2 separate regions of the Homo sapiens genome follow, and region 2 is linked to region 1. Evidence: chromatin contacts called from ENCODE Hi-C or POLR2A ChIA-PET data. All regions are on one chromosome and are shown on one strand. The core of a region is the stretch at or near the end of the contact, and the rest is flanking DNA. Distances in the headings are between cores, read along the strand shown. Region 1 holds the start of LCT-AS1 (LCT antisense RNA 1). Region 2 has its middle 13 kb from the start of CXCR4.

Region 1 (7,847 bases), core at 2,939-5,438:
AAATACTCATCTTTAAGAATGGAACCCAAACAGTGACAGGGAAAAGGCAGACTAACATGTCCATCCTGAAGAACGCTGCCAAAGAAAGCTGGTGGGTTTTCTGGGAGATTCCGAAGAAAAAGGGAAATAATGGAAAAGACCTATAGCCATTTAAAATTTTGTGCCAAGTGTATACATCCCCTTCTTGTTGAAACGATGCCCTGACTGGCGTCTGGAAAGCCAATGCCTCCTTGCCTCTTCCCTCTCTGCCTCCTCAGCTCTCAGTGAGCGTATTGAGGAGTAAAGCATGGGTCCTTGGCCCACACCAGTCAGTTGTCACAGCCTCCTGGCCAGGACCCAGCAATGAGTTCAGGGTGGGTATGCGACCCACTGAGAGACCATGAGACACAGGGACACTTCTGTTGGGAAGGACAGAAAAGAGCCGAGCTTTTTTCCCTACTGGTCATGAAATAACAGAAACAGGGCTGCTGCCATCTGGCTGCAAAGTAGCCCAAGAATAAAGCCAACGAGGGGAACAGGAGAGGAACTGGGTCCTGGTGGCATCGCTTGTGCTCTGATCAAATTCCACCCTGATCAGGCTAAATGAAGAATTTTCAACCTCCTGAATGTGTAAATTCTCTCCTTGCTTAAGTCACTTTGGGTTGAGCTTTCTGTCACTTGTCACTGACATGAGGAACTTGATTTGGAGTCAAGAAGACTCGGACTCAAATCCTGACTTCCACCTGGCTACTCACTAGCAATGTCATCATGACCACATTGTTTATCCTGTCTGAGCCTCACTCATCCATCAGTGCTATTCTGAGTATGTAATAACTATTATATTTTAAAAGTACCAGTAGAGGGTCTGGACAAAATAAGGTGATTAACAATTTTTTTTTTTTTTTGAGACAGGGTCTTGCTCTGTTGACCAGGCTGGAGTGCAGTGGCAAAATCTTGGCTCACTGCAGCCTCTGCATACCAGGCTCAAGCGATCCTCCCACCTCAGTCTCCTGGGTAGGTGGGATCACAGGCGTGCAACACTATGCCCAGCTAATTTTTGTATTTTTTTTGCAGAGACAAGATTTCGCCATGTTGCCCAGTCTGGTCTCGAACTCCTGGACTCAAGAAATCTGCCTGCCTTGGCCTCCCACAGTGAAGAGATTACTGGCATGAGCCACTGCACCTGGCCAGGTGATTAACAATTTAATTAACAATTTATGGTTCCTTCCCTCCCCGATTTCCTTTAAAGAAAGAACAAAAAGTAAAGGCTTGCTGATGGAAGAAAACAGAGAAAATGACTTTCTTCCAGCCAATGTCCTTTCTCCTCCAATTAGTAGGAGCTGCAGGGTTGGGAAGTACCTTAAAAGAGGCCACTCCTGGGTCAGAGATGCCGGGAGGGTGCTGGCCGGTGCCATAGCCTGCGTAGCTCATCACCCACGGCTCATGGAAGGTCACCCACAGCTTCACACGGTCCCCAAATGTGGAGAAGCAGAAGGCCGCATAGTCCAGGAAGGCATCCACCACGCTCTCATTCTGCCATCCACCATGATCCTGCAGGGCCTGAGGCAGGTCCCAGTGGAACAGCGTGGCCATGGGCTCGATGCCCGCATCCTGTAGCCTGTCAATCAGCTTGTTGTAGTAGGCAACGCCTGGGAGGCTGGGGCTGCTCCCGTGCCCCATGGGGAAGATCCGGGACCAGGAGATGGAGAACTTGTACACCTGAGCCCGGAGGCCGCAAAGCAGGGCGACGTCAGAGGCTACCTTGTGGTAACTGTCGCTGGCCACCTCCAGCGTCGCTTGGCCCTCAGTGGTGTTCAGGGGCCTGCGTGGATCCCAGATGCTCACCCCTCTCCCACCCTCGGCCCAGCCTCCTTCCACGTTAAAGGCTCCTGTGGAGGCACCCCAGAGGAAGCCTTCAGGGAAAGTATCCTGCAGGAAGGCATCCCTTTCCGCCCTGGACTGATTGGCAAATGCTTCCCAGATTCTCTGATAGGCAGAGGCAGGAGAGGAGTCCGTGGTCTCGTGGTCCTGCTGCTGGTCAGGCTGAAGGGCCAGGCTGCCAGTCAGAGAACAAGACATGCTGCAGGATTGAAGGGACAAAAAGGGACATAATAATGAATGACGCTGGCAGTTACAAATGCCCCCTACGGATGACTACTGTGTTTAATCAGAAAAGATTCCAGAAACACTGAGTCAAAAGTCATATCTGCAAAGCCATGGGCAGGAAGTAACTGGCAGATGGGAAAATTATTATTATTACCCCTTCTGAGGTGAGTGATTCTTGCTCTTTCATGGTTAAAACAGGAACAATGCTACTGTTCTCTGTATTAGATTGCCCTTGAATATTGTCTTCAGTGTTAGTACCATACTTTATTCTTCTTATAATTCATTATTTGTAAAACATAGCTAATAATAACAATGACTCCAATTTATTGAGCCTTGATTCTGCGCTGGCCACTGTAATAAGAATGGATGTGTATTATCTCATTTAATTTTCCCAACAAATTTATGAGATGGGTACTACAATGATTTATCCTCATCCTACACAGGAGGAAACTGAGACTAAAAGAAACGGGGGCTGGGTGTGGTGGCTCATGCCTGTAATCCCAGCACTTTGGGAGGCCGAGGCAGGTGGATCACGAGGTCAGAAGTTCGAGACCAGACTGACCAACATGGGGAAACCCCGTCTCTACTAAAAATACAAAATTAGCCAGGCGTGGTGGTGGGGGCCTGTAATCCCAGCTACTCAGGAGGCTGAAGCAGGAGAATCACTTGAACCCGGGAGGCAGAGGTTGTGGTGAGCTGAGATCACGCCATTGCACTCCAGCCTGGGCAACAAGAGTGAAACTCCGTCTAAAAAAAGAAAAAGAAATGGAAAACTTCCTGATTTCAGGGAGCCAGCAGCTATTTATCAGCTGGTACAGAAGTACACTGATGTGGACCAGTTGAATATCAGTCCTGGCTACTGCTTCCTTTCTTCATGCTGCTTGGATTTCTGACATAATGGCAGGAGCTCAAGCATCCATCCTGAACCATGAGGTAGAAACCTTGTTAAAGGTGACAAAGCAACAACAAAGGAGCCTGGATTCCTGGTGATTATGAGTAACTTCTCCTTGCACACAGCTTGCAGGTGGTGGAGCAGATTCTGTGCTTTTAACCTCATACACATACATGTTTATGTGCATGTATATGCATGTACATATGTATATGCATATGAAATAAAACATCACATAAAAGTGCATGCTGCATTTATACAAAATGTGGTCTGATTTTTCTATTTTATTCTAGTCCATTTTCCTCCCTCCCACTCTCCTTTCCTCTTTTTTCTTTCTTTTTTTTCAATTGTGATTGCCAACTTCTAAATTGAGTCATGTCATGCAGGCAGGAAAGCATGCATGCTGCAAATTACAGCCAGCAGAGGTCGGCCTTGAGGAGTGTGGCACATGCCTGGGGAAAAGGACGTGGAGTACAAGAGCATCTCCCTGTCACACAGCCATCGTGTGGAGAGCCGATGGCACCTATACCAGGCTGGCCCACAGCGCAGAACTGGGAGAAGTGACAGGAACACTGCACAGGGATCTTCCTCTCAAAAAGCGAAGCCTGGGGCCGGGTCACCCAGCAGGAGGCGTCTTCCGAACCTAAGAGCCTTCTGTTTCACTCAGCATCAACTCCCTGACATTTGCTAGATTAGGGGGAAAGGGAAATGATCCTTTCCTTCGTAGATGATCCCAAAACATATGCGACTGTGGATCGCAGCTGGGGATGTGTCGCGTCCCCTCGGTGCTCAGCCTCTGCGTATCCACGGTGCCCATAAACACAGCGTCCGCTGCTCCGAACCTCGCTCTTACCCAGCCCTCCTGGCCCTGACTGTCCTCCTGGATTGCATGAAGAGTTTTAAGGAAACAAATAAACTGCCCTGGGATGAAACAGAACTTGCTGTACAGGCTTGGAGCTGGGAACCCTGGGTTTGCCGGCCATGGAGAGGGATTTAGCACATGACGGCACCTCAGGCTCCACACCCAGGGCTCCTAAGTTCTCCCTTTTTTAGGGTGCAGTGCTGTGTGTCTCCTGCCACATTCTCATGTGAGAGTTGTTCAGGGGCCGCTCTGTCTCCCCTATAAGGTCTAGAATTCTGAAGGAGAAAACTACGTTAGTCATTTCTGAATCACTCCCCACCCACCGCCCCTGCATTCAGCGGGTTCTCCAACCACATCCTCCTGAGTAGGGGCCCCTGGCTGTCCGTTTAATGTAAGCCTGTGTTGGCCCTCCCCTTCAGGCAAAGCACCACCAAGCGCTGAGAGAATCTCCGAGCTGGTGTCACTTGTAATCACTGGCTTTTCAGGGAACCCATTTTATTACGGCTTCTTGAGTTTTCTTTTGTGAAGCCACAGCCAGTCCTTCTTGGCTGACTCCAAGTGTGGTCAGGAAGCAGTGGTAACCCATGTCTGTCTATTGCAAGTCTACACTGCCACACAAAGCCTGAGGTACAGCTGCTGCTGCGGGTCTGTTGATCTGAACTGCTGATTTGAAGTGGATTGAGAGGATGGAACAATAGAAGGAGGATATGGCTCAGGACAGTCAAGTACTGGAAGAGGAAAGGTACAAAGAGGTGTTGGCACTGAATGACCCTGAACAGGGCTGCACTGGAAATATCAGAGGTGAGTGACAAAGAGAACTCTAGTTGAAGGTCTGGAAGTCAATTATTGTCTCCAGCTTTTGTCCCACCCTAAGGGATGGTGCATGAACTTCATGCATGTAACATCCCTCCAGGAGCGCTGAGGTTCTGGGCAATTCCCAGTGCTGGCTACCATGCCATTCTTTTCTCATTCACTCAAGAGCGTATTGGGATATGCGTGCATGAAAGCAATGTAATTATGGGCACAACCTCAAAACCTGCTCTAATTTTTTTTTTTTTTGGAGATGGAGTCTCGCTCCATCACCCAGGCTGGAGTGCAATGGCGCGATCTCAGCTCACTGCAAGCTCTGCCTCCAGGGTTCACACCATTCTCCTGCCTCAGCCTCCCGAGTAGCTGGGAATACAGGCGCCCGCCACCATGCCCGGCTAATTTTTTTGTATTTTTAGTAGAGACGGGGTTTCACTGTGTTAGCCAGGATGGTCTCGATCTCCTGACCTCGTGATCCACCCGCCTCAGCCTCCCAAAGTTCTGGGATTACAGGCGTGAGCCACCGTGCCCGGCAATCTGCTCTAATTTTTTAAAGCATATCATTTGCAAACTTTGGCACTTGAGTCACTCAGTAAGATATTATTTACAACCCCACCATAGATTCAAACCTCTGTCCCTAGAATGTTGTCAAGTTAGGCATCTGGCTTGCAGCAACAGCTGGCTTTCCTGTCTATGCTGTCTCCTTCCAGGGAGGATGTTTCACCCTTCATATTGAGGAAATGGGCACAGAGAACCCATTTCTCTTACTCATCATGTAACTTCAGTGGGATGGTCAGATCTATCTTTAACCTGGCCACTCTTCCACAAGCTCACACTGTCTCCAGCAAGATCTTAAACTAGAAGGCAGGAGTTCAAATCCTAGCTGGTGCAGTGGCACAATCTCGGCTCACAGCACCTTCTGCCTCCTGGGCTCAAGCGATCCTCTGACCTCAGTCTCCCAAGTAGCTGGGACCATAGGCATGCACCACTATGCCTGGCTAATTTTTGTATTTTTGTAATTTTTTGTAGAGACAGAGTTTCACCATGTTGCCCAGCCCAGTCTTGAACTCCTGGACTCAAGCAATCTTCCCACCTTTGCCTACCAGAGTGCTGGGATTACAGGTGTGAGCCATCATGCTAGTTGCGCACAGTTGGGCGAACTGACAGATGAGAAAGCAGAACCTCGTGAGTCCCACTCAGTAAGAGACTCCCTACTTTCTTTCTGAGTCTTTGTTTCTCATCAATTGAATGGCAATAAACAACTTGGTGGCCCAAGAGTTGATGACAACAGTCCTATAAGATTATACATGTAAAAGAAACAGAGTATTCTACAAATATCAGTTATTGATAGTTCAATAGGCAACCTGACATTACCTTTTCTTGGAACTTGATGAACAACTCAGAAACTCATTAATATCAAACCCAATGGTGAGCACTTGGTCTTTATTTATGGCTGTAAGAGAAGAAATTGAATTAACTCTATGTAAATGCCAACTAAGAACATGCAAGTCTGAAATCAACAGTTTTCCTCGCTCATACGACACACCCAAACTCCAAGCAGTGGTTCCAAGCCCCTTTGGAAAATACCATGGGCTAACGACTTTAAAAGCTTAGAAGTGAATTCTACTTACTTATTACTTAAAAGTGGTTCTCAAACTTCAAGGTGAATCAAAATCATCTGTAGAGCTTGTTAAAACACAGGTTGCTGGTCCCACCCCAAGAGTGTCTGATGCAGTAGGTCTCAAGTAGGGCTCAAGAATATGCATTTCTAATGAGCTCCCAGGTGATGCTAATGTTGATGCTGCTGGTCTGGGGACCACAACTTTGGGAACAATTGATTTAGAAGAACTCAAAGATCAGAAAGGGGTGGAATATTTTTAAAATTGTGGTAAAATACGCATAAACAGAAAAGGTACAATTTTAACCACTTAGAGAGAGGTGGGATCTAAGAACAGAAATTGTTATGCCATCAAAGGTGAGTTCAGATAAGCATTATTAAATGGTATCTATGGATAAACTTCAGGGGCCCTGTGGAGCCAACCCATTGCTGGGATGGGGTCCAGGTGTGCTATGGTTTGGATGTGGTTTGTCCCTACAAAAACTCATGTTGAAATTTAATTGCCAGTGTAACATTATTGAGAGGTTATGGACTTTTAAGAGGCATTTGGGTCATGAGGGATCCGCCTTCAGGGATTAGTGCAGTCTCCAGGGAGTGAGTGAGTTCCCATTCTAGTGGGACTGGATTAGTTACCATACAGTGGTTGTTATAAAGTGAGGCTGCTTCTGGTGTTTTATCTGTTTGCAGGCACTTCCTTCCCCTTCCACTTCTCTGCCAGGTTAGGATGCAGCATGAGGCCCTCACCAGAAGCTGACCAGATGTGGCTGCCTGATCTTGAACTTCCCAGTCCCCAGAACCATGAGCTAAATAAACCTTTTTTCTCTATAAATTACGCAGTCTAGAGTATTCTATTATAGCAACACAAGACAGACTAAGACACAGTGGTAGAAAGAACACTACTGACTTCTCCCATACTCTGGCCTATGGACAAGAGTGACAGACAGACAAGAGTGAATATCAGGGCCCTCAGGCACATTCCTCTCTGCCCCTTCCTCCCTTCTTGCAGAGTCTCCAGTGACTGCCAGCCTCAATGCTATCATAGACCCCACCTTTCCCCTGACTTGATTGGACCAGAAGCAGCCTCCTGATCCATGGCCAACAATCAGATTCACTTTCAAGAATTTGAACTAAGAGACACTAGGAAGATGGCCCTTGAGCTGTGAGTCCTACACTTGAAAGTTCTTAGCATCTTGGTCAGGTACCCACCAGGGCCATGTGCAAACTGAGATAATGGGGACATGGAACAAGGGTAAGTGGAGAGGGCTGGCTGGAGAGAGACGGGCAGAGGAAAGCCCTGCCAAGAGGAGCAGAGATGAGAGACCTTGGAGGGAGAGGTAATAAAAGGAGGCAAAGATGATTTTCCATGCTTACAACTCACAGCTGAGGCCTAACTATCTTTATGTCCATAAGAGGCATCCTTGTGTCGAACCTCTCCTCTTTCTTGGGTCAATGGGGGATGGTTGCAAGGGACCATCAGTAGGAAGGCATAGTACACTAACCCAGTCTGGGGTGGGCTTTTATACTAGTCTTCCTCCCATGCTCCTCCTCCCATTGGAACCCCGGACTTTCAAGACTGCTACCTAGCA
Region 2 (7,847 bases), core at 4,457-6,956, 310 kb after region 1:
GTCTCTGGGCCCATACCTTTGTGCCCCCTGTGAACAGAACAGGCTGTCTTGAATTAATTCTGCAGAAGAAAGAACTGAAAATGGGGGAGTGTGAAGCATCCCTAAGAATCAGAAATAAGAAAAACTCAGCCAGTACAAGGTCTGAAGTTTCTCTCCCACCCTCCTGCTGTCCCACTTTGTTGTAAGTATAAACAGCTCTCCTCTGCTTCTCCTAGCGAGCAAGCTAACGAGGGAAGTGGGTTTTACTGTGCAAGCTCTCCCTTCTGTGTGTTGCTGGGGTGGGGTGCGCTGGGGGCAGATGCGTCTGTTTTTTCACCGGCCCGAGGCAGTAGCACAGGCCCTGTAATCTCCCTGGTCCCCCTGTGTCATCTTCCAGAATTTCCATAGAAGCTGAGGCAGCCCCAGCATGCCAGGCTTAGGCTGCCTGGTGATGGACCCCCCCCCACCACCCAGGGGAGTACCCCAAAGAGTCCCTTGGGTGGTGCTACTCTGGTTCTCTCCCCAGAAAACCTGGCTTCTGGAGGTGAAGAGGTTGAAGGACTCGAAAAAAAAATTCTACCCAGGGAACCATCTGGGCAAAGACTTGGACGTGTAAAGCAGCAGGCTGTACTCTGGAAACTGGAGTAGATGGGTCTCTCTGAGCGCGACTTGGTGTTAAGGGAGTAATGGAGATGTCAGTGAGCAGCAAATGAGACAGCAGTGTAAGACGAGGAGCTCACCACACGCTCTGAGGCAGCTATCAGGGAATCCCATTAACTATGTATGTAGCAGGAATGCTGTGAGAACTGTCTAGGGTAATCTATAAGGCTATTTTGTAAACTAGAATGACATTAATTAAAAGTTGGGCTGGGCACAGTGGCTCACACCTGTAATCCCAGCACTTTGAGAGGCCAAGGCAGGCAGATCACTTGAGGTCAGGAGTTTGAGACCAGCCTGGCCAACATGGGGAAACCCCATCTCTACCAAAAATACAAAAATTAGACAGGCATGGTGGCATGCACCTGTAATTCCAGCTACTCTGGAGGCTGAAGCACAAGAATTGCTTGAACTCAGTAGGCAGAGGTTGCAGTGAGCCGAGATTGTAACACTGCACTCCAGCCTGGGTAATGGAATGAGCAGAATGAGACTCTGTCTTAAAAAAAAGAGAGTTAGTTATCATAAAGATAAAATGTTTTAATTAAATCTAGATTAAGTAAAAGATGAAGTTGAGCATCTACCCATTCTGGTTTCATAAAGCACAGGAACCAATTTTCAGCCTAAAGACCCCAGCTCTGCTGTGAAAGGTGGGGGAGATAAGGTGACTGAGTCTGCCACTGAAGAAAACCAAGGCTAGTGTTGAGTGTTCTCATGATGCCAGGAAGTTTCCTCAGTTCTTCTCCCTTGCAAATCTGGTACTCATACTCTCACATGGCCCGGGATCTATCCCATAGCATTTTATTTTTTTCCGTGTATCTTCATGACCTGCTTTCTTCTACAGTGGCTTCTCTTCCTACTCCCTCTTGCCCCTTTTGATTTCCTTCTCTTTTATTTCTGAGGTCTCTTCATTCTCCCCCTTCCTTCCATCCTCCTATCTTTCCTCCTCTTCCTCCCTTCCTTCTTTCCACAAACTATTTTGAGTGCCTACAATGTGCAGAGCTCTGCTAGGTGCTGGGAGAGACACTAGATGAATAGCATACAGTCCTTAGCCTCAAGACACCTAAGTCCAGTATGGGAGATAAAATAGGGACATAAAAAACTGTGATAAAAGCCAGAGCAGGATGGGCAGTGCAAGTGAAGTACAAACAAGGCCCAGCAGGGAAAGAGGAGGCCTTTCACATAGGAAAGGCATGTGAAGAATGGGTAGGTATTGATTGGAAGGTATTCAGCAGGAAGGAGGAAAGCCTGACTCAAGTGAGAAGGCATGAATGAAACGTTGGAGCTGCAAACAGGGATCAGCTAGTTTGACTGGAATATAGGCTGGAGTTCTGTCTGCAGGGGTACATTAGGCCAGAGCATAGATGGTTTTATAGACAAGGCTAAGAGGTCTGGACTTTATTCTATCAAGTAACAGCAAAACTATGAAGATTTGGGGTTGGAGAATAATATGCTCAGAGCTTGGCTTTAGAATAATTAATCTATAAATGTAGTGTCAAATGAATTGGAACGAGAAAGCTAAGGTGGACAGACCAGACAGAAATCTATCTGGATAGCTCAGGTGGAAGGTTGTAAAGGTCTGGGCTAGCCACACATGGTGGCAATTGCAAGGCTGCTAATGGGTGGAAGAGATCTTGGAGAACCAGCATCTGGTGACTTATTGATGTGGGGCTGAGAAAGAAGGGAGAGATGAAGGGAGACTGGAATTTCAGCTAAGATGTGAAGAATGGAGGTCAAGGGGAGAGACTATTTCGGAGGGGAGGGGATGCTGTTTAGAGAAAGTCTGAAGGCTTACCCTTGTATTTTTCAAAGTTTGTATGTTGGTTTCTCAGTCACCACCTGCATCTGACTTGTGGGCTTTTGTGTAGCACAATGATATCCTGTTACTTATGTCATCGAAGTGACTTCATCTCCTGTCACATCTCAAACAACAACGATCGGAGGTGGCAAAACTTGGCAGACAAAAAAAAATGCAGGCTTTGAGATCCTTTCCTTACATTTCTAAGGTTACTACCTGGGTAAGGCCAAATCTGGATTTTAGGGGGAAGGACATTTGTTAGATCAAAGAAATCAGTATGTGGGTATCAGTTAGTGCTGGGGACTTTTTTCTATGGGAAGAAAGGCAGAAGGAAAGAAGCAAGTGTCACAAGAAGCTTAAATACGAGTTCAAATCAACATCTGTGATGTAATAATAGTTCCAATACAATCATGTGTAACTTTTATGGTTAAAGATGAATTACACAGAAAATAAGGAGTTGATAGTGTCCCCCATCAGACCAATAGTATCAGAATGAGCAGGGTTGGGGCTCAGTAGTTCAGATGAGAAACAAGTTGTTCCAACCCAATGTGCCCTGGGAAAGTTTTGCAGGAGAGATGGACTCTGAAGCTGAGCTTTACGGCAGTCCACATTACCACTACAGCACCCACTTCCTGGTTGGGCACATTGTTGGAATGTCATACCAAGGCACCCGAAGTTTAAATAATTTCAGGACTCCTTAACTGCAAATATAATTTTTAGCAGAACATTGAAAATAACTTGCTCTAGACTTATGCCTTTATCTGTAAATTTTATCACAGTCGTTCTTAAGGAAAATAGGCACCCTTTGCTTCCAGACCTTTGGTCCCTTATAACTGTTGCTTTGCCAAGTGTCCTGGTCTACTTTTGAGTGTCCAACTTTGGTTCTTAGAGTGCAGTTCCAAGCTGGCCCTAAATATAACTTGTTATTATATGTAGGTTCTCAGAGTGTGGCTCCATTCTTCACATCTTAGCTGAAATTCCAGGCTTCCTTCACCTCCTCCTTCTTTCTCACATCAGTGAGTCATCATATGCTGGTTCTCCAAGATCTCTTCTATCCATTAGCAGCCTTGCAATTCCCACCACTGTGTGGCTAGCCCAGACTTTTAAAACTTTCCACCTGAGCTATCCAAATAGATTTCCGCCTGGTCTTTACACCTCAGCTTTCTCCTTCTCATCCATTTGTTTGTTTTCAGACCCATTTTCTCTTTCCTTCTTGGCCTCAGATTATGTTTCTGGCCCTTCGGTTACTTACCAGTGGCTCATCTCAAACATGCTCTTCCACAGTTGGGTTTTTGGGTGATTTACTGGAAAGGGGAATGTGGGGGGTAAGGTGAGCTCATCACTGACCTTTGACTCTGTCAGGTGGTGCAGGCTGGTTCTCAATCTGTGAGCAGTGGACCCCAAGGGAAGTTATTGTGAAGGGTCTAAATACCCCCAAGTGCCAAATCTTCCTGTAGATTGAATATATAATGTGCTACAATTTTTGAAATGCATGTGGATGCTATTGTGATTCATAAAATATGGAATTGGTTTGGAAGTGTCTTGAATTCATAGGAGTTTTGTGTGTGTGTGTGTGTGTGTGTGTGTGTGTGTGTGTGTGTGTGTGTTTAAGAATGTTGTTTGGGCCGGGCACGGTGGCTCATGCTTGTAATCCCAGCACTCTGGGGGGCTGAGGTGGGTGGATCACCTGAGGTCAGGAGTTTGAGACCAGCCTGGCCAACATGGTGAAACGCCATCTCTACTAAAAATACAAAAAATAGCTGGGTGTGGTGGCAGGCGCCTGTAATCCCAGTTACCCAGTAGGCCGAGGCACGAGATTCGCTTGAACCTGGGACACGGAGGTTGCAGTGAATCAAGATTGCACTACTGCATTCCAGCCTGGGTGAGAGAGTAAGACCCTGTCTCAAAAAAAAAAAAAAGAAAAAAAAAAGCCAAAAACGAATGTTGTTCGTCAACAGACATTACCACACTACCAGCACGATTGGCTTTCATCTGGTGGTTCATGAAACTTTGTGGTTGTTAAAAGTGATCTTCATGTTCCGCAGAGGAAAGGCAGCCCTAAAGGGAATACAGTTTTTGTCTGGTGCCCAGAGCCTATCTACCCCTACTTGGGCTGCCAGAGAGTGGAGCTTGGGACACGACCAGTGTGGAATAGGATGGAAAAAATATTTCTCTGTACACTGATCACCACACTGCTTGCAGCAGGGAGCTATCAACCGAGAACCAACTACATAAGGGGGTTGTTATTTGTGGAGGAGCTTTCAGGTCCTCTAAACCTACCTCCCACTCTCGGCAGGAATCCCTTATAGAACCTCCCTGTGGGATGAACGTTAGCTTGGCCCTGATCCCTGCATTAACAGGTAGCGCTGTTTACTATAAAGTAAATTCAGATTCCAGGACCTCCACCTTGGTTGTTTCTGATTTGGCAGGGTTGGGGCGGGGCTTTGAGCATTCGCCTTTTCAAATAATGCTCGAGGTGATTCTGATGTCAGCCAGAGTTGAGAGAGAAGATTGTTATGAAAGGACACAAATACCTCATCACGGTGCTTTTTGTTTGTGAAGTGCTCACTAAGGCGTGAACAGCGTCATGGTGGGGCTCCTGCAGGCTTTATATTTATACCCCGTTTCTTATTTCTCACACCCACTCTGGTAGATAGATCCCTATTTCAAAAATGAGTGAATTAGGGTTCAGGGAAGTGAAACCTGTGTGCCGGCTGGGGACTGACAGTTGGAACCCCAATGTACAAATGAAACCAGGGAACAGTGGGTGTGACGAGCACTTGAGGAGCGACAGAGAGTTATGACCTCGAACCCACAAGTGAGACTGCAAACACAAGTAGGTGGGAGCCCAGCGGCAGGAGACTGACACTGCTGGAATCAGGGAGGGGGCAGTGCTGTTTAAGAGCTTCTGACACACTCAGTTCCTCCCTTCATCCTAAGAGACCTGGGCTCACTAGCAGAGGGGCTTTGGCAAGTTACTTGATGGATTAGGGCCTCAGTTTCTTCATCTGTGAAGTGGAGATAATAATAGTGCCTGCCTCCTGCTGCAAGTCTAGTCATCAGTATCATCAACATTGGTGGTACACCTGCTGGGTACCAGTCCTGGGGTGGGCGTGCTCCTCTCTAGAAGATAAAAGCCCATATAGAGACTATGGTGGAAGGAGCAGGACAAGAGAATCAGAAGCTCACCTCATTCTTAATGTGAAGAGACATTAAGATCAGGAAAGCCAGATGCTTGATGTTCTCTCTCATACCCATAGCAGATGGGTGCCTCACTGGGTTCCCCCAGAAGCTGATGGTGAGCAGGGGGGTGGCAGCCACTTTTATTTTCTCTTTTCTTTTCTTGTCTTCTTTTCTTTTCTTGGATCTTACTCTGTCACCCAGGCTAGAGTGCAGTAGTGTGAGTATGGCTTATTGCAGCCTTTAACTCCTGGGCTCAAGCAACCCTCCTGTCTCATCCTCCTAAGTAGGTGGGACTACAGGTGTGTGCCACCATGCCCAGCTAATTTTTGTTGTAGAGATGGGGTCTCACTCTATTGCCCAGGCTGGTCTTGAACTCCTGGCCTCAAGCAATCCTCCTGCCTCAGTCTCCCAAAGTGCTGTGATTGCAGGTGTGAGCCACTGCACTCAGCCAGCAGCCACCCATTTCTTACAGCTGCTCCAGTGTGAGGGGGTAACAAAAGGCTGCTTTCAAGGCAGCAGCCCAGCCCCCATGTTTCCTGCCTGGTCCCTGAGGAGTGCACAAGTGATCAGGAGAGATTCTTCTTTTGGTCACAGGGATCTTAATGATCACTGGGACTTGGGCTGTTTAAGATGTCACTTAGAAGTTCAAATCTACTTCCAGATGGCTTCCAAGCGAGGGATGGCCTCTACAGTGAGGCCAATCATGTGGTATATTCTTACCTAAGTGGGCCTTGCTGCCCTGCACAATGGCATCTCGGCCCATGGGCCAGCCTCGTAAGGTCTTTAAACCTATGACCACCAGGTGATCTTCTCTGGGGAGCAGCAGAACTTCCATGAGTCTGTCCAGGGATCTTATTTAGAGATGAGTCATACTTTTCTACGCTGTCAGCTCTAGGTTGAAGTAGAATGTACCAGCAACAGACTAGGATGACCTCGCAGCTAGCTGTCCATAGGAATACACCTCTTCTTTCTTCCAACCTCTCAGTTTCCTGGCGTTTCCTCTAAGTTAATGTCTTGCTAGAATGGTTTGAGTTGACATTAACTGTCTGCTATGTTTTATGCAGCACATGGCCACCTACCAAGTGGCACTTTCCATTTTGGGTATGGGGAGCAGGGTATATTTTATACCTCCAATCCCATTGTTCTTTATGAATCTTTGTTCCTTCACCCCTCACTTCCCAAATCGATCACTTTGCTTCTTGATTATGATATCCCTGTGGGTGAACCCGTAGATAGCAGAAACTGAGCTGTCTCTGCTGTTGATAATTTTAGCTCTTCTTGGAACTCCTTTCTTTTTGCAAATGCCAACCAGGTGTCCCCAAGTAAGAGATGATACTTGTTTGTTTGGTAAAGGCACCCAGATAAGAAGAGTCAGAATGAACAGCTCCAAAAGAGAAGTGGTTTCCTCGGTCACCGACTCACCACATTAAACATTCACCCTGGCTCACTGTCTGAAATGAGTCAGTGGTCCTTTCAGAATTCCCTTTACAACAGTGTTTCAAAGAAATCTGTGACTGAGGTTGCAAATCATTTTTTCTTCACTGCAGCTGACTATTTTGCATTTTCCCAAGGTGAAACTCAGCCTGTCTTTTCAGGTGTTGAGAAAGAGAGTCAAAACTTCAAAGTTGAGGGGGTGGGGGTGCGGGGTGGGGGACCCAGCTACCAAAGGGAAGCCCGAAAGCACTCTTTTCAAGGATAGGAAAACACTCACCAACGTCAGATTCTAACACTGAGCTGAGTGGTTTGCTATGTGCAGCTTTCTAGTGGCTTGGATTTTTCTTTCCTAATTTTTTTTTAAACCATCATCCTCTGGTTGCCATCATCCTCTTAGCATTCCTGACCTCCCAGAGTTTGGCCTCACTTGATTTACCGAATATTACCTTCCGGCTCCTTTTTATCAAAGGCCATTGCTATATCCATGGTGGTCTCCTCCCTGACCTCACTTCACACAGATTGCAGCAGTGATTTTTCTTTCCTTTCTTTTCTTTTTTGAGACAGTGTGTTGCTCTGTTGTCTAGGCTGGAATGCAGAGGCATAATCATGGCTCACTGCAGCCTCTGCCTCCTGAGTCAAGTGATCCTCCCACCTTAGTCTCTCGAGTAGTTAGGACTACAGACACAGGCCACCATGCCCGTCTAACTTTTATTTTTTTGGAGACAAGATCTCGAGATGTTGCCCAGGGTGTCTCGAACTCCTGGGCTCAAGCCATCCTCCCACCTTGGCGGCCTCCCAA

What was found. Hi-C counts contacts between places; a loop is a spot of excess contacts on that map. ChIA-PET counts read pairs that join two places held with the same protein, here RNA polymerase II (POLR2A). Pooled maps may share reads with other maps.
Region 2: a pooled map shows a loop between it and region 1 (14-fold over the local background). The contact joins the enhancer-like site here to the promoter of LCT-AS1 in region 1. A Hi-C loop is called at or near these places in 1 of 37 single-sample maps with no recorded cell type and 10 of 50 pooled maps. POLR2A ChIA-PET finds 5 or more read pairs at or near these places in 1 of 52 experiments (activated CD4-positive, alpha-beta T cell).

Annotation. Positions count from the first base shown.
Region 1 is chr2:135,816,003-135,823,849 of GRCh38, forward strand. LCT-AS1 (LCT antisense RNA 1) reads left to right here and starts at 4,189. Exons shown (of 2, transcript NR_045486.1): 1 at 4,189-4,637; 2 at 5,673-7,085. It overlaps LCT (lactase), which reads right to left. Exons shown (of 17, transcript NM_002299.4): 5 at 6,018-6,096; 6 at 1,339-2,059. RefSeq lists an enhancer at 1,388-2,587.
Region 2 is chr2:136,127,270-136,135,116 of GRCh38, forward strand. No RefSeq gene overlaps it. Among named protein-coding and RNA genes, the nearest start is that of CXCR4, 13 kb to the left of the region's middle. Within about 2 kb of position 5,707, at least 11 of the 41 ENCODE cell types and tissues checked have a DNase peak (open chromatin) inside an H3K27ac peak, as active enhancers do.